Linked DNA regions of Homo sapiens: regions 1, 2, 3, 4 and 6 are each linked to region 5. A link is a contact called in ENCODE Hi-C or POLR2A ChIA-PET data. All regions are on one chromosome and are shown on one strand. Each heading gives the region's core, a stretch centred on a gene start or an enhancer-like site at or near the end of the contact. The rest is flanking DNA. Distances are from core to core; before and after follow the strand shown. Region 1 holds the start of DIPK1A (divergent protein kinase domain 1A). Region 2 holds the start of MTF2 (metal response element binding transcription factor 2). Region 3 overlaps EVI5 (ecotropic viral integration site 5). Region 4 holds the start of TMED5 (transmembrane p24 trafficking protein 5). Region 5 holds the start of CDC7 (cell division cycle 7). Region 6 holds the start of EVI5 (ecotropic viral integration site 5).

The links. A loop is a pair of places that touch in the nucleus more often than their neighbours do. ChIA-PET counts read pairs that join two places held with the same protein, here RNA polymerase II (POLR2A). Pooled maps may share reads with other maps.
Region 1: a loop to region 5 is called in a map with no recorded cell type, with 8 times the contacts of the local background. The contact joins the promoter of DIPK1A here to the promoter of CDC7 in region 5. A Hi-C loop is called at or near these places in 2 of 37 single-sample maps with no recorded cell type and 8 of 50 pooled maps.
Region 2: a loop to region 5 is called in a map of B cell, with 22 times the contacts of the local background. The contact joins the promoter of MTF2 here to the promoter of CDC7 in region 5. A Hi-C loop is called at or near these places in 2 of 168 maps with a recorded cell type or tissue (B cell and naive thymus-derived CD4-positive, alpha-beta T cell) and 8 of 50 pooled maps.
Region 3: a pooled map shows a loop between it and region 5 (5-fold over the local background). The contact joins the enhancer-like site here to the promoter of CDC7 in region 5. A Hi-C loop is called at or near these places in 1 of 37 single-sample maps with no recorded cell type and 2 of 50 pooled maps. POLR2A ChIA-PET finds 5 or more read pairs at or near these places in 1 of 52 experiments (PC-3).
Region 4: a loop to region 5 is called in a map with no recorded cell type, with 11 times the contacts of the local background. The contact joins the promoter of TMED5 here to the promoter of CDC7 in region 5. A Hi-C loop is called at or near these places in 3 of 37 single-sample maps with no recorded cell type and 8 of 50 pooled maps. POLR2A ChIA-PET finds 5 or more read pairs at or near these places in 1 of 52 experiments (activated naive CD4-positive, alpha-beta T cell).
Region 6: a loop to region 5 is called in a pooled map, with 8 times the contacts of the local background. The contact joins the promoter of EVI5 here to the promoter of CDC7 in region 5. A Hi-C loop is called at or near these places in 1 of 37 single-sample maps with no recorded cell type and 10 of 50 pooled maps. POLR2A ChIA-PET finds 5 or more read pairs at or near these places in 2 of 52 experiments (H1 and activated naive CD8-positive, alpha-beta T cell).

What each region holds. Positions count from the first base shown.
Region 1 is chr1:92,960,172-92,962,871 of GRCh38, forward strand. It overlaps DIPK1A (divergent protein kinase domain 1A), which reads right to left and starts at 1,291. Exons shown (of 5, transcript NM_001006605.5): 1 at 1,205-1,291. The coding sequence starts at 1,258. RefSeq lists silencers at 852-1,411, 1,572-1,651.
Region 2 is chr1:93,077,911-93,080,610 of GRCh38, forward strand. MTF2 (metal response element binding transcription factor 2) reads left to right here and starts at 1,373. Exons shown (of 15, transcript NM_007358.4): 1 at 1,373-1,621. The coding sequence starts at 1,617. RefSeq lists enhancers at 936-1,185, 1,122-1,416.
Region 3 is chr1:92,583,205-92,585,904 of GRCh38, forward strand. All of the region lies in intron 18 of EVI5 (ecotropic viral integration site 5), which reads right to left. It also overlaps the pseudogene LOC107985727. Among named protein-coding and RNA genes, the nearest start is that of GFI1, 98 kb to the left of the region's middle. RefSeq lists a silencer at 1,265-1,414. Within about 2 kb of position 1,352, at least 8 of the 41 ENCODE cell types and tissues checked have a DNase peak (open chromatin) inside an H3K27ac peak, as active enhancers do; they include PC-3, where a contact is called at or near this core.
Region 4 is chr1:93,179,080-93,181,779 of GRCh38, forward strand. It overlaps TMED5 (transmembrane p24 trafficking protein 5), which reads right to left and starts at 1,334. Exons shown (of 4, transcript NM_016040.5): 1 at 975-1,334. The coding sequence starts at 1,163. CCDC18 (coiled-coil domain containing 18) reads left to right here and starts at 1,645. Exons shown (of 29, transcript NM_001378204.1): 1 at 1,645-1,773. RefSeq lists enhancers at 715-864, 1,735-1,944 and a silencer at 1,395-1,674.
Region 5 is chr1:91,499,462-91,502,161 of GRCh38, forward strand. CDC7 (cell division cycle 7) reads left to right here and starts at 1,390. Exons shown (of 12, transcript NM_003503.4): 1 at 1,390-1,487; 2 at 2,193-2,370. The coding sequence starts at 2,256. It overlaps LOC105378856 (a long non-coding RNA gene), which reads right to left and starts at 1,387. Exons shown (of 3, transcript XR_947599.4): 1 at 1-1,387. RefSeq lists an enhancer at 2,032-2,231.
Region 6 is chr1:92,783,834-92,786,533 of GRCh38, forward strand. EVI5 (ecotropic viral integration site 5) reads right to left here and starts at 1,275. Exons shown (of 20, transcript NM_001350197.2): 1 at 1,003-1,275. RefSeq lists a silencer at 856-1,125 and an enhancer at 1,396-1,675.

The sequences.
Region 1 (2,700 bases), core at 41-2,540, 1.5 Mb after region 5:
GCTACAAAGACTCAGTTTTATTCGTACACGCTTAATATCATGGGTTGTCAAATCATGCTTCCAATTTGCAATACGTCACTCATTTCAGGGTAATGACTTACACATACAATTTTCAAACAAAAATGTAAGATTTACTTGCCTCATGATGGTTACCTTCTCAACTTTTTTCATAATTTATAAAAGCACCAGCTGACCCCAAATCATCTACCTCTTGGCCTTTTAATGTAAGCGGTAAAGGAATACTGTCCTCTGAATGCAGCGTTGGCTAACACTGCTGACCCACGCAAGGCATTGATTTGTAGTTGTTTTTCCATCGGAGTGATGGATTTGCGCTCAGCTACTCGCGGTGTCTACTAGGTCCCCCTGGTGACCAAACAGTACACTTAGGCAGTAGTAGGGTTCCAAGGCACAGACTGGCAGCGGAACAGAGGGTGGAACGGGAAATCATGAAAAATTAACACGCGAACCGTACACACGACATGACTGAGAATTACGTTTGCATTACTAGGGTATTTGGGATCCACAGACCAGCCACTAGCCCCTTTCCTTTAAAAAGCAAACACCCATCCGCCTGGTTCAGGCTTATCGGTCTCCACCTCCCATTTAAATCTTGGGTGTGATGGAACGACCCAACCAAGGGGCTCGGCACGAGGCACACGCTGCTTTTTGGAGCCTGGGGAAACACTGGTGTGACAAATTGTCATAATTTTCTAAGACACGGAGGAATGCTACACCACCTTTCCTACCACCGACTTAAGACCCAAGACACTGAGTCAAGGGCAACCGACCTGCGGGGGCCCACGGGGGAGGGGGGAAAGCCCCGAAAACACCAGGGAGAAGGCGGCCCGTCGAGCTCCGCCTGGAGCGGCGCAGGGCTGCGGGCAATGCCCGGAGCGCGGGGTCGTACCCAGGTCACGTCTCGGGGCTCTCAGGATGCGAGGGCGTACCCGGGCGGGACGACTCGGGCCCTGGAGCCCGGCTGGCCGCGGCGCGGGAGCCGCGAGGGCCGCGGTGGGGGGCGTCGGCAGAGCCGCTGAGGGGGCTGGGGAGGGCGCGCCGCCAGGTGCCGGACGGCAGGGGGCAGCGGGGTTCGGGCGGGCACAGACCCAGGGAGGGAGGAGGGGAGCGGGCGAGTCCTGCGCGGCGCGGCAGGGCACACGGCCGGGTGCTCCCGCAGCTGGTGGCTGGGCGGCCGCCGGCCTACCTGGAGGTAATAGGGTTTCCTTAGCCAGGCCCCCGGACAGAGACTCCTCGCCATGGTAATCACACATCGCCCCGCCGCGCTGCAGTCAGAGGCGGACCCGAGCGCTGGCGGCCGGGCTCCCCGCCTCCCCCCGCCTCCCCGCCCCCTGCCCGGCCGGGCCCGCCCACTCCCCCGCCCCCGCCGCGGCGCGCGCCGCGCTCCCCTCGGCCCGGCTGCAGTGAAGGCGGCGAGAGGCCAGAGGCCCAGCCTCCTGCCCTGTTCGCCCGCCGGCCGCCGCGGCTGTCAGAGAGGCTGCTGCCGACTCCGCCATAAAGGGGAGTCGCACCTCGCCTCCGCCGACACAAATCGACTGCGCCTGGAGCTTAAAGGGGAGGCGCGCGGAGGCGGGAGGGGGCGCCGCGGCAGCGGGGGTGTCGCACGCTCGGCGCGGATTGGGGCGTGCTTCTCGCTGGCTGATGCGGCGACCCCCGGACCGCGCTGGCCTCGCAGTCTGCTCCGGCTTCCGGCTCCCCGCGCTGCGCCCAGCTGCGCGTCCCGCCACCCGCCCCGGCAGCACCGACGCTCCCCATGGACTCTTCTCCTGGAGTCAGGACGTGTCTGGACGGGTTGTTTGGAAATTCAAGGGAAGCTTGGGGCTCCTTCCCTGGGGACTGGCTCGTCCTCCCTCGCCCTTGGTGGCGGTCGGGGGAAGGGGGTGTCTGCCGCAGCTGGAGACGCAGACCGGGGCATCCCCCCAGGACTGGGCTCAGCTTCGAACGCGGACAGGGCGCCCCACTGCTGAACTCGGTGCCCCCCTTACCACGCTCCAGTTCGCCTCTAACGGCCTACAACTTTTTTTAAAAATGTACTTTTAAAAAATTCCGACTTTTTTGGTTTATATTGTTTTTAAGACAGCTTCAGAGTTTTCCTGGCCCCGTCCAGGAACACTGATTTCAAAAGAAAACAAAAACAAAAACACCGAATTAAATACAGTCCTGAAGGCAGGGAGCCTGGGACGTGGCCTGCTGCTTGGTTAAGGCTACATAACACAGGGTGTGGTGTCTTTCTTTTGACAATGAGTTCCAAATAAGGGAAAAAAGAGCCACCCTAGTGGGAGAACAGCTGTTGATCCAAGTGACTTGTAATGGAAGAAGCAGCTTTTTTTTTTTTTTTTTTTTTTTTGGCTGCTTTTTACCCCACCTACCACGTTTAAGCGTGATGCTAACAAAGTTTAGGTGGCCCGTTAGAGCTCATTCCGGCCTGTTGCTCTGAGAAGGGGTTTCCCCAGAAGCAAACCATTACTCATTCTCACTTGGTTTTTGCATAAGCCTTGTTCAGGTGCCTTGTTCTGAAGAGATACCTTCATGTCTGCCCCTTCCCTCAACCCACACACAGACACAGGTTTTAAACCTAGGTGATTTTTGTTGTGGTGGTTGTTCTTTCTGTTTTTGAGAGGGGTCTTACCATGTTGCCTAGGCTGGACTCAAACTCCTGGGCTGAAGCCATCCTCCCATGTA
Region 2 (2,700 bases), core at 123-2,622, 1.6 Mb after region 5:
GTCTCAGCCTCCCGAGTAGCTGGGATTACAGGCATGTGCCACCACACCTGGCTAATTTTTGTATTTTTAGTAGAGACGGGGTTTCTCCAAGTTGATCAGGTTGGTCTCGAATTCCCGACCTCAGGTGATCTGCCTGTCTCGGCCTCCCAAAGTGCTGGAATTACAGGTGTGAGCCACCGCGCCCGGCTGCATCTGCTTTTTTTAAGTCAAAATTTTCCTCAGCCAACGTATGAAGGTCACTTAAGACGAATTTATGAGAGACGATGATGAGAATTGAAATAAAGTGAAACCTGAAAGGTAGTAGGTAAGTAGATACAGTGAGGGTACAGTAAGAAGACAGACTTAAAAGATTAGGACTATTATTCAGGAGAAGCAGAGGAGTGGAAGGGTATGACCACAATATTTAAAGTATTGAATGGTATTGGATAAAACGAATATGCTTATTTGCCAAATTCTGAGATCACAGGCTGAGGGAACCCCTTTTGAAGTATGAGCCAAATGAGCTTAGACCACAAAAGGTACTTTTTCAGAGACAGAAAAAATATGGTGTTCACTATCCCTGTGGCATAATATGGGACAAAAATATAAAATGGCTTTAAAAATATTTTGACGAAATTATAAATAAAGATTCCACACGTGGCTACTAAGAGGAGCTGGGTTGTATCTAGGTGTAAGTTAAAGAGACAAGCATACAATCTCACAGCTTGTCAGTTGGGACCCCTGTAGGCAGCAGAATCTGGGCAGGCTAAGGGTCTGCACTAATAAACAATTCTGTTTTCTTAAACCATTTTGCAGGGGACTATTCTCAGATTTCATTACAACTAGGAAGGACTGCAAAGCGGGTAAACAGAAAACAACCTTTCATCGTTAGGAAAAAAATCGTCTGAAAGTCTTTCATAAAAGCAGCTCCTGATAAGGAGTTTGGGACTGGACAGTGAATCGCTGAATAAAATTTAATCTCGACATCCTGGGTCTTCTCCCCTCTGAAGGAAATTCTAACAGCAGGCCTTAGGATGAAAGTAGAGGAAACGTGCTTCAGTTAAGGTTTTCTCCAGGGAAAAGAAATCGGCCCAGCAAGATGCACAGAGCACCGTTACGACCACGCACACCGAAGGTCGCACACGACCCTTTTCCTGTATAACAGTGCCAGCCTGCCGACGATCAGGAGCGCAGCTTTCACTATTGTGTTAGCCCCGGCGGCGGAAGGACTGAGCCTCACTGCAACGTTAAAGAGTCCTTCTTTGTTCAGCCCCAGTCGGGGACGCAGGGCGCGGTGTTCCTCCGCGCTCGCCGCGCAGTCCCTGCCCCCCCGCGGCTTTGGAGAGCTGCCATTCGGCACCGGAGTCGCTCCGCGCTCCCAGAATGCACCGGCAGTCCGCGGGAAACCAAAATGGCGAGGGGCTGTATTGAAGTGGGCTGTGTTTGAGGCCGGTGTAAGAACGCTCATTCTACCCCCAACCCTTGTCTCCAAGGACCTCGGTTTGTGCGTGCATATGTGCCGGGTACCCGGTGGGGCGGGTGCCCAGTAAGTGCTCGGACTCGCAGGGGAAGCGCCCACGGGGACGGATTGGTTGTTTTTTCCTGTATGAAGCGGTTGGCACCACTGAAGTGACCGAATGAGGTGAGAGACCTTGGCCTGGGAACCGACTCTTCCGGAGGAGATGGGGGTTGGGGGAAGGAGGAAGAAAGGAAGCAAGTATAAAAGGGAAAGATGGAGGACCAAGGTGGGGGTGGGGGCTCCTGTATGTGGGTGCCTTTGCATTTATGTGTATATTGAAAAGAATGGATGAAGAGGAGTAGTCAGTTGAGTGTTGGGAGAAAATAGGGACTAAAGGAGCGAGGAGGTCGTTGGGGGAGTCTGTTGGAGGAACAAGATGAAACGTTGAGACGGGGAAGCTGTGTTTGGAGGGCAGGAAGGAACCTGGGGGCGGGAGACGGTTGGAGGGGCAGGATGAACCTGGTGACGAGGGGGTGGGGAGCCGAGAGGAGGAGCCGTTGGGAAATGGGGGCTGAGGGAAATGTGGGGAGCAGAGTGGAGGGCTGCCTGGGACCTTAGCAGTGCGCAAAGGGAAGTAGCAGCTTGGAATCGGAGGGTGGAATTGTATGGAATTGGAGTAAAGGGGGTCGAGTGTAAGTGCTGGTAAGGATAAGGGGAACACACTGAAGTGGAGGTTGGAAGCACAACCTGAAAGCTTAAAGGGAAGCGGTGGGAGGGAAAGTGAGATGGGGGAAAGCTAGGTAGCTTATATTTGGAGCTCACCAAAAATATGAGGCTTTTCTTGTGTTTAATTAAACCTAACTCATATAATCTACGTCTAGGATGTAGATTTGTATTGTATTCATTTTTACAACTGAGGTAATTACGGCTCAAGGAATTTTAACCAATTTGCCAAGATTTCTTAACATATTTCGGTAGTGCCAGAACTCTAACTCTGTGTTTTACAATCTGGTGTCCTTGGTTGCTAGAATTTTTCTTTGGAAGCAATTAGAGGGAACAGATGGATTTATCGGGGTAATCTGACTAACAGCAAGGGTTTGTGAACAATGGGAAAAGGCTTATGGAATGTTACTCTATTCTTTAAAACATTTAACTTTGGTTAAAGATAGAAACCATGTAACACTAACTTAAATGTGAAAACCTAGCTAGGCCTGTGTGTAATACATAGGAAGGCACCATGTGAGGTCAGTACAGAGCTAGAA
Region 3 (2,700 bases), core at 102-2,601, 1.1 Mb after region 5:
TAAATATTAAAAATAACCTTGGGGTCAGGCGCGGTGGCTCATGCCTGTAATCCCAGCACTCTGGGAGGCTGAGGTGGGTGGATCACTTGAGGTCAGAAGTTTTGAGACCAGCCTGGCCAACATGGTGAAACTCCATCTCTACTAAAAATACAAAAAATTAGCTGGGCATGGTGGCACGTGCCTGTAATCCCAGCTACTTGAGAGGCTGAGGCAGGAGAATCGCTTGAACCTGGGAGGCGGAGGTTGCGGTAAGCCGAGATCACGCTACTGTGCTCCAGCCTGGGCGACAGAGTGAGGCTCTGTCTCAAAAAAAAAAAAAAAAAAAAAAAAAAATTAGATTTTTCATCCACCTTCATCAGTTACATAAAGAATACAAAGAAATCTAAAATAGAAGGAAAAAATCAGAATAGGAATAAAATTTTTAAAAAGATGGCTTATTTAAATTTGCAATTATTTTCTAGTATTGTACTGGCCAATGGTATTAGAAGTATAAGCTACTGGAAGTACCAATGCCTTCTCTCTCTCTCTCTTTTTTTTTTTTTTTACATTCTTTCCAGATATCTAATATAACAAACTGAAACTTATAATTAGTTATTAAATTTTCACATATTAACTTTAGGATAGGAAACCACTACTTAATATATTTTAACATTTTACTCCTGGCTATTAACATTTACAACATGGGTTACAAATAGGTATCATACCTCTAAAGGAAGTAACAGAAACAATTAGTAATCTCTCTCTGTTCTTTTTCATAGAGATTTCAAAATAAATCTAAGGTTATGCATAGGATGTGGGTTTTTCTCCGGGAGTAGTATTACAGAAGGTTTGTGGTATTAGAAGGGTCATGACACAATGCAAGTTGCTTAGTCTCAAACACAAGCGTAAAGCTTTCATTTTAAGAATATTTTATATTATACCCACAGATGAAAAATCTAACAAAAAGAGACACGGTGGTACATAAAGATATATTCAAGTGCTCTCTCTTTCGTAAAAAATCAAACCTTTTTAGAGACAATTTAAAAAGCAATCTCTTGATTGTTTAAAAGGTTAAATAATGCTTTTTTTTTTCCAGGCTTTATTATGAAACTATGTTCAACGGTCACAGAGGCAACCACATTAACTTGCAGCATGGATACAAATTTTAAGTTCTACATTGATATTTTCAACGCACATATGAAGCAAAATGTCTTAAGCAAATTATTACTGCATATGAAATTACTATAGTAGAAGAAAACCCAATAATTTGAGTAAATCTGTAACACTTGGTAAGTAATCACTCTGATTAATCAACATCACCTTACTGAAATATCAATAGCAACCACTAGGCTTTAGTAGGTTATTACTGATTTGTACTTTGCCAAAAGAAAAATTAATCAGAATGGTAAATGTGGTAAGCGGTAGCCTCTCCATGACTTCAAGGTGACTCATTTGAAACTTCTAAAAACAAATCATACTCATATCATGTACTACTGATAAGTTTTTGAAACAGTTTCCTGTAATTTAAAGTCATGGACAAAGGTTTGAATATTCTTCTTAGTAATTAGAAAAAGTAAAAGTACACATAAATGTCTTTTAAAAACCAATAATGAAATCTGAAAAATATATAAGGGATAAAAGAAATCAAATATTTGGCTAGTATTTTTCAGTATTAAGACTGATTTAATTCCATTTCAGAAGAGAAATATACATATACACAGGACTAGCTAAAGGCACAGTTTAAAAATACCAGCCCAAGGCCGGGTGTGGTGGCTCACACCCATAATCTCAGCACTTTGGGAGGCCGAGGTGAGCAGATCACCTGAGGTCAGGTGTTCGAGACCAGTTTGGCCAACGTGGTGAAACCCCATCTCTATTGAAAATTTAAAAATTAGCCAGGTGTGGTAGCAGTCACCTGTAATCCCAGCTACTCAGGAGGCTGAGGCAGGAGAATTGCTTGAACCAGAAGGCTGAGGTTGCAGTGAGCCGAGATTGCACCATTGCACTCTAGCCTAAGAGACAGAGTGAGACTCCATCTCAAAAAAAAAAAAAAATCAGCCCAGTGCTTTGCAGGGCTGAGTCAGGATTATTTGAGGCCAGAAGCTCAAGATCAGCCTGAGCAACATAGCAAGACCCCATCTGTACAAAAAATTTAAAAATTAGCAGGGCATGGTGGGGTGTGCCTGTATTGCTAGCTACTAGGGAGGCTTAGGTAGAACTGCTTGATCCCAGGAGTTCAAAGCTGTAGTACGCTGTGATTGCACCACTGAACTCTGTCCTGGGCAACAGAGCAAGACACTCTCCCTCTCTTAAAACAAGTCAGCATTCACACAAGGTCTAAAAGGTAGAAAATATTCCTCATAAATCATAATTTAATTGGAAACAAATCAATTTTGTGACCAATACTTAAAATTTGATATAATTCCAATGGCTCCTAAAAACTATGGACTCACAAACTAGTTTTAAAAAAAATTAGATACTTTTTAGAAAAGTTTTAAATTTACAGAAAAATTGAGAAGATAGAGAGTTCCCACATACCCTCCCACAGTTTCCCCTATTATTAATATATTAGTGTGGTACCTTTGTTACAATTAATGAACCAATATTGATACATTACTACTAAAGTCCTTAGTTTATTCAGATTTCCTTTGCCTTTGTTTTTTAACCTGTTTTTTTTTTTTCCTGTTTCTAGAATTCTATCCAAGACACATTACATTTAGT
Region 4 (2,700 bases), core at 84-2,583, 1.7 Mb after region 5:
TGCTAGGCATGGTGGCTCACGCCTGTAATCCCAGCACTTTGGGAGGCCGAGGCGGGTGGATCGCCTGAGGTCGGGAGTTCGAGACCAGCCTGGCCAACATGGTGAAACCCCGTCTCTACTAAAAATACAAAAATTAGCTGGGCATGGTGGCGCACGTCTGTAATCTCAGCTACTCGGAAGGCTGAGGCAGGAGAATCGCTTGAACCCGGGAGGCGGAGGTTGCAATGAGCCGAGATAGCGCCACTGCACTCCAACTCTAGCTTGAGCAACAAAGCGAGACTCCGTCTCAAAAAAAAAAAAAAAAAACAATGACACGAGGGAAATGCTTACAATGCTCAATGAAAAAATGAAAAGAAAGGTTATAAAGTTTTAATATACGATTTGATCTTTTGAAAATAATGGATATATAACTTAAACGGAAATGTATCATTAAATATAGCAACAGCGTCTTCCAAAAAATTTCAAAATCGGGCTTAATGCCAATTACACGATCATAATCCAAAAACCCTTAACTGAAGCAAAGACAGTGATTTGTAACATCTGAACTGTGTGAAAGGGGTGGGGGTGATTCAAACAAGTGTCATCACCTTGTCCAATGATGAAGGAGAACGTGTATCAGTTCTGCATTGTGAAATTCTCAGTATGAGAGCGTGTAGTGGCTAAGAAAAGCAGTGGGCGAATTAGGAAACAAAGAGAAAAGCCAGCGACATCACCAGTTCTGGCCTCCTTCCCACCGGAGGAAAGGGGAGAAGGCGGGTAGTCATCAATTCCAGGTCCAGCCTAAGTTCTGGGTCCCCGGCCCCAGCGAGAGCCTCGCCTCGCCTCGCGCGCCTGCGCGGAGCGGGCTGGCTTCCTGAACGGCCCTCGCCTCTTCACCACCAGGGCCGTCCACCAGAAGTTTCTAAACGGGTGAGAGGCGACAACGCAGTGCAGCTGGGTTAAAGGAAGGAGGCTGGTTTATCCTCCGCACTTACTTGGTACTCGATCTCCAGCGAGGCCTTCAGGGGCATGGGCTGGTAGAAGCACTCCTTCTGGCCGGCGGGAAGGGTAAAGGTGAAGTCGCTATCGAGGGAAGGTGTGAAGCCGGCCGCCCCAGGCAGCAGCACCGGAGGCAGAGCGGCCAGAAGGAGCACGGGGAAGGGCAGCCAGATCTTGTCGCCCATCCCTGCTGGGGCGATCCCGGGCTGAAAGAGGCGTCAGGTACTGTTGTCTCCGCTCCGCGTTTCCTCTCTGGACTCCTCGTGGTTGACAGGGAAATCTGGAGTCTGAAGAAACTCCAGGTGGCGGCCGCGGCGGCGGCGAACACTCCCTCCGAAAGAGAAGCGCAGTTCTCCAAAGGGTAGGGACTCTGGGCGGGGCTAGCAGTCCTATTCCGCAACCGCCTCAGTCTCGGCCCCCTCAGGCCAGGCGTGAGCGCCGCCCGCCTCTCCCCCTGACGGCCTCCGGTTCCCATGGCTTCCCCCACCAATGGGCATCATGGCGGTAATTGTGGGAAATGTAGTCCCGGGCGGGCTCCGCTAGTGGGCTCGGGCGCGCTCGCCGACCACGATCCCCGGCAAGCCCCGCGCCTTCGGCGGCGCCTCACGCAGTCTGCGCCGGGGCGGGGCAGTGACCGGGTAGGCGCGTCCCAACGGCTCCCGCGGCGGTTCGAATTCTGTGCTGCCGGGGTTCGCTGGTTCTCCGAGTTGTGTCCGAGGCTTCCACGCGCAGGGGCCCGGGAAAGGGTCAGAGGCTTCCTAACGCAGACTCGAGTGCGAAGCGCGCAGTCGCCGGGTGGGTCTCTCCCCAGCGACGATTTGGGTGGTGAGCGACTGCGCCTTGGCGTGGGGAAACCGGCTTACCTGGGGGAGTTCTGTTCCTTTCCCTCCCGGCACCTTGGATGCGCTGGGACTGGTCCTCGTGGTTGCTGAGCATGCTGCTCTGAACGGTTGTATTTTATTTGATGAAAAATAGGAGGCCGGGCGCAGTGGCTTACGCCTGTTACCTCAGCACTTTGGGATGTCGAGGCGGAAGGATTGCTTGAGCCCAGGAGTTCGAGGCCAGCCTTGGCAATATGGCGAGCCACTGTCTCTATAAAATTAAAAAAAAAAAAAAAAAGAGGAAACTGTCACTTCCGTCCCCCACCCCCGCCCCCGCTTCTTTCAGACGGATGTAAGATTAGCTGTGTCAAGCGATCTTGAGACAGGAGACTACTACATAAAGTTATGACTTCTTTCCAAAATGAGGAATCTTTTTCGACTACAGCCCATTGTATCACATACATAGGGTATAAAAGAACACTTGTCCTTCGTTTGATGGGTGTGCGTGTGCAAACCTACAAACACATTGTTAATTAGGGCCGAAAGATGATGTTGTTAAGGTCGGTGAGTAGGATGATGTGCTTTTCTAGGTATGCATAGTCAGTGAAGATAGCCTTTTTTGGGTAACTACTGTAAATTGAAGTTAAGGACATTCATTTGACAGTAAATGTCCCACTAGGAAAATGAAAACATTTTAGTATCAAATATATTCATTGCTACTGCAGAAGAGTTAGGGAGTTCTTTCTTTTTTTTTTGAGACCGAGTCTCACTCTGTCGCCCAGGCTGGAGTGCAGTGGCGCGATCTCGGCTCACTGCAACCTCCGCCTCCCAGGTTCAAGCAATTCTCTGCCTCAGCCTCCCGAGTAGCTGAGATTACAGGCGCTCGCCACCACCCCCGGCT
Region 5 (2,700 bases), core at 140-2,639:
ATTGTTTATGTTCAACAGAAGAATACCAATGCTTGGCTGTGATTGCCAGGCCAGCTCAAAGCAACAGCAAACCAAGCTGGTAGTACCAGGCCATCTCCTGGATGTCAAGGTCTGCTTTTCTCTTTCTCGGTATCCACACTAGAATCCTTGATTTACTCTCTTCCACCTCACTCAATCAAAAACCATTACCTCACAGACTTCCCTTCTATGTGGCACTACCACCCACACATATGCTAGCCCAAAACCTAAGATTCACTGTTGATGATGCCCTTTTCTTCATTTTCCATAGCCAATCACCAAATCCCATTGTCTTCTTTCTTTTATTTCTTCCGCCATTGTTCTGGTCCAAACTACCATTATGTTTCTCCTAAACATAAAGTGCATCCTATTTCCTCTGCTTCCACACTTGCCCCTCTACAATCCATTCTCTTCATAACAGATAGATCATATTACTCCCTTGCTTTAAAACTTTCAAATAGCTTCCAATTGTACTCAGAACAAACACTAAACTTCTTACCCTGGCTTTCAAGGACCCTGGTCTGGCTTCTGCCTAACTCTCCACCTTCATCTATCTGGGACTATCTTGCGGCTCACTCACTATGCTTCCCCCACACTGGCCTTTCCTGCCCTGCCCCTGCAACATACCAAGTTCCTCTTTCTCTCTGCATTTGCCCTATCCTTTCTTTGCCAGGACAACAGTCTCCCTACCAGCTCTTTCTCATCCAGGTCTCTTTGAGAGGGCTTCCCTGACCATCTAGATGCCACCTTCCTGGTCAGTATTTCCCTCAAGTAGTAATCAATGCCGGAAAGAATACTGTTCATTTATTCATCCGTTATTGTCATCGCTTCATTGGAATTTAGCTTCCTACAGGGATGGTGTTTATCTTGCTCACTATGATTCCAGCCCCTAGAAAAACCCACCTACCTCATAGCCAAGGGCTCAGTAAATAGTATACACTGCCTTCCTGCCACTGTGCTAATTTCTACTAACACAGCCACAAACAATCAGCAATTACATTTTCTGCTTGTTTTTAACGGGGAAGTAGGGCACTCAACGAAAAGGAAATAAAAGCAGAGTCAAGAAAGTGCCTTTTATCCATGGAGTGCCCAATGTGTTGTGCGGCCGGCCACGTATATAGGGATGTGTCAGCACCTGAGATTTTTCCTTCTCTGAGCTAGCTTCTTTCCTGGAAATCATGCTGGGCCCTTAGCCTTATGGTTCACCCTGTTTTTTAAGATCATCCACGGGCTTCATTCCCGTAACCGCTCTTCTAGCTGGCCAAGGCGGCGGGAAGAAACCCCACCCTCTTGCGCAAACGCCCAGTAGCGGAATCCGCGGGGTCGAGGGCTTTAGTGTGCGCATGTGCAACCAGAGCGGCGGCGGGAAGTGTTGCGCAGGCGCATCCGATCGACTCGGTAGGTGGGGATCTCTTGGAGACGGCGACCCAGGCATCTGGGGAGCCACAGAAGTCGTACTCCCTTAAACCGTGAGTTTCCGACGGTTTGTTCCATGGCGCGGGATTGTGAGGGATTAGGAACGAATTCTGGATCGTGACTTCGGTTTTCTCGCCGTGCAGTTCCTTTTCCCGCCCCCCTTCGGATCCCTCCGACCTGCGGCGGGAAAGTCGCGCGCCTGCGCACTAAGCATCTGGTTCGGTCTCTGGCCCGAGGGAAGCCGGTCCTTCCCGGCTGAGCTCGCGGCCAGCGCTGGCCGGCGGATTCCCATTCATTCACCCTTCTCCTCCTCCGCCCAGTACTCGTGGCCAGGGTCGTATCAGTTCTCCGTCAACTTGCTTGGGGCCTTGGACGAGCCTCCTGGCGCTTCCTGTCAGTGGCGAAAAGGTTTTCTCCCTCAGTTCTTTTCCTGACTTCAAACCGCCCCCGGCGCTCGGCCCCTCCCCCACGCGGTCCCGCTGGCTGTGCCGGACTGGCAGCCTCGCCGTTTCCCACTGCGCCTGCTGCTGCGCGGGTGCCCAAGCCGGGAAATTCTCCCTGCAGCCCCCTGCCGGTGTTTCTGATAGGTGAAAATAAAGCACATGGAATTCCTTAGACAAGGCCACAGTATGCCCTACTGTGGAGGTTTGGACACATCGTGCGTTTGAAAATGTTTGCCCCTTTGGGGGGCAGTAGCATGTTTTTAGTGCGTGGTTTAGCGAGTGATCTAAATTTCTCTAGTGTTCTAATTTTCACAGCTGCTTTGCTCCCCCTGTGGATGTAACCCCTTAGCTGGCATTTTGCATCTCAATTGGCTTGTGATGGAGGCGTCTTTGGGGATTCAGATGGATGAGCCAATGGCTTTTTCTCCCCAGCGTGACCGGTTTCAGGCTGAAGGCTCTTTAAAAAAAAACGAGCAGAATTTTAAACTTGCAGGTACGTGTTTAAATCCAAAGATGTACAGTTATAAAGATTTTTCAGGCAACAATTCTGTGTTTTCAATTCCTCTCAAAAAATAAGATTGAATCTTATAAAGTGAATTGTATGTTTCTATAGGACAGTGTTAAAACAGAGCTTCGTATGATCTAAATGTAGGACTGAATTGCGATTTGGAAGACTGTAATACAACCTGTTTTACGGTTGAAGTTGCTATGGTCTCAGTATTGGTAATTAAGAATGCAGAAATTTGATGATGCCCAAATTAAATTTCTCTTTTGTATCTGTGTTCTTATCTCTACTCACCACATTGCCTTAAGCTTAAATGTA
Region 6 (2,700 bases), core at 25-2,524, 1.3 Mb after region 5:
AAAGAAAAAGAAAAAGAGCTTCTGGTACACTGGTGAAATTCTACTAACAAAATTTTAAAACAAAAAAAGTTACTTACATCAGCTCAGAACAAAGATTAAAAACTACCAGCAGATCACTTTTCTTTAACTTCAGTAAGCACTGGAATTCATTCTTTCGGCAAAGAAAGGAGTTTATTATTCAACACTGTAACCCAAAGAAAAGATACCACTTCAAGAAAATACTTCTTTTCGAAAGCAGCTCTACCAGCAATAGATAGGAGGAAAGCGAGGAAACCATTCCAAAAGGCTTGGTTTAACTCTTGGGTGAAAGGATGCCAAATGAGATGATCTAAGAAGCCCCAAAGACAGACAGACAGACAGACACAGGGAAATCACAGCAACTCTTTTGAGTGGAAACACCAACACCACAATCCAACCTACCGGAAATCCTGAGGTTAATTTGAGGCTTGCCCCACTAGTCATAAGGTGATTCAGGAATGGCTACAAACTCTTCTCAAGTTCATTCTGGACCTGGCACATCTGTCTTGCCCATCAGCAGCCTGGAGACACGCCATGCGCAGAATCCCGGAGGCCAAGTAAAGACGCCAACTTTGCAAGTCAGGGGGGCGAGTGCTCTCGCCCCTCAGGTCCCCAAAGGGAACCGACTTCTGGCCTCGAGGGTGGGGTGCAGGGTCAGTGTCCTCCACGGGATTTACGAGGACGTGCCCCCGAAGCTGCTCCGTCCCTCCACCGCCCTGGGACGCCACAGTTAGACCCGCCGACGAGTTTCTTCCCCAGCGCCCACGAGAAGGAGGGCTGCGGGCGGCGGCGGCGGCGACAGGCGAGGAAGCGAGTGCAGGGAACTTAGGCCCTGGCGGGGCCAGGCGCGCCCGCCCCGCTCCCACAGCAAAACTTGCGGCGGCCCCCGCCCGCCGCGCCTCGGCCCAGCTGTGCGCCAGCGGAACACGGACTCACCGCCCGCCCGGCCTCCCGGCCCGCCCGGCCTGGCGCAGCGCCCCTCACCTTGGAAACGTTGAGTAGACTTCGCCGTAAACATTAACTTCCCATCCAGCCGGCAGCCGCGCCGCCGCGTCTCAGCGCCTCGGCCCCGCTCCTGGCTCCACGGGTCGCCCGTCCCGAGTTCCCAAAAGCACCACGCTCACTCAGAAGCTCAGGGCCGCCTCGCGACCCTCACCTACCCCTCCCGGCACCGCCGCTGTCGGAACTGCAGCCAGCCCCTTGCCAGCTGGCCAGCTGGTTCCTCCGGGGTCCGGCCCGGCCGCGTCAGGAGAGCCCAAGGCGCAGGCGCGGGAGGGCCTTAAAGAGACCCGGCAGCCTCTACCGCAGAATGGGTTGGAGCAGGTTAGGGGCCGGGCGGGCCGGCCGAGAAAAGGAGAAGGCGAAGGGATTGGACGGAGTGCAGAGGAGGCGGGGAAATCGCTCTCGCCCTCCGCCTCTCTTTCAAAGCACCAGCCTTCAGTCCTGCAAGTCGCCGACTTCCCCGGCCACTGGAACCGCCCCTTCCATGTTAAAACGGTAGAAGACACACCCCCTCGGGGGCCCGAAGCGACCCCGAGCTTAGGACTGCAGGCCTCGCGCTGCCGCACCGACGCGGAGCCTGACTTTCAGGGCCCTGGCACGCGGTGCTGACGCGCATGCTTCGGAAGGCAGCCCCGAGCTCCCCCAGAGGTGGCCTTAGGGCACTCGCAAAAACAATAATCAACGCGTAAATGACACTTGTAATTGTAATGTACTCTTACACGTGTCTTCGCATTGGGTTTATGCAGACTACTGCAGGGGGCAGAACATGGGCACGAATACGTAAGATTCAGCCGGGCAGCCCTCCAGCGTCAACGAAGACATTCTTAGAAGGAAAGTACTTTGTTTGGGACGGAAACAGCCTATTAATTTCTGGTCCAGGAAAAGCAGGCAAGAAAAAGTAAAAAGGCAATACAGATTACTTTCATTATATGTTTAGAAGTGACAGCCGGGCGCGGTGGCTCACACCTGTAATCCCAACACTTTGGGAGGCCGAGGCGGGCGGATTGCCTGAGGTCAGGAGTTGGAGACCAATCTGGCCAACATGGTGAAACCCCGTCTCTACTAAAAATACAAAAAAAAAAAATAGCCCGGCGTCGTGGCGTGCGCCTGTACTCCCAGCCAAGCTACTCTGGAGGCTGAGGCAGGGGAATTGCTTGAACCACGGAGGTGGAGGTTGCAGTGAGCCAAGATCGCGCCACTGCACTCCAGCCTGGGCGACAGAACGATACTCTGTCTCAAAAAAAAAAAGGGACAAAAATTATAATAATTAGCAGCACAAGAAACTCCGGAATTATTTGTCTAGAAATTAGTATCCCTATTTTTAAATTTAAATTTATAAGACAGAATTCGCAGATGGGTTTCCACTGAACTAAGCATTTCAGAAAAAAAAAAAAAAAAAAACCTTACTTTTTTTTCAACAAGATTAGGAAATACCAAGAAATAGGAAGTAAAGCCATGCCCTCCACCCAGCTAAAAACTTTGAAAACTTGAACTTTTATCTGAGGCATATGTTTGCATAACTTTAGGTTGTGCCATTATTTAAAGAAATTTCAATTAACAATTTTATTGCAACTCAATCCTTGTATAAGAAAACTAAGCTACATCCTTGATAATGTACCTCTCCCCTCTTATATTCCATCCGTCAGCAAATTCTATTGGTTTTTCCCTTACAAATGGTCC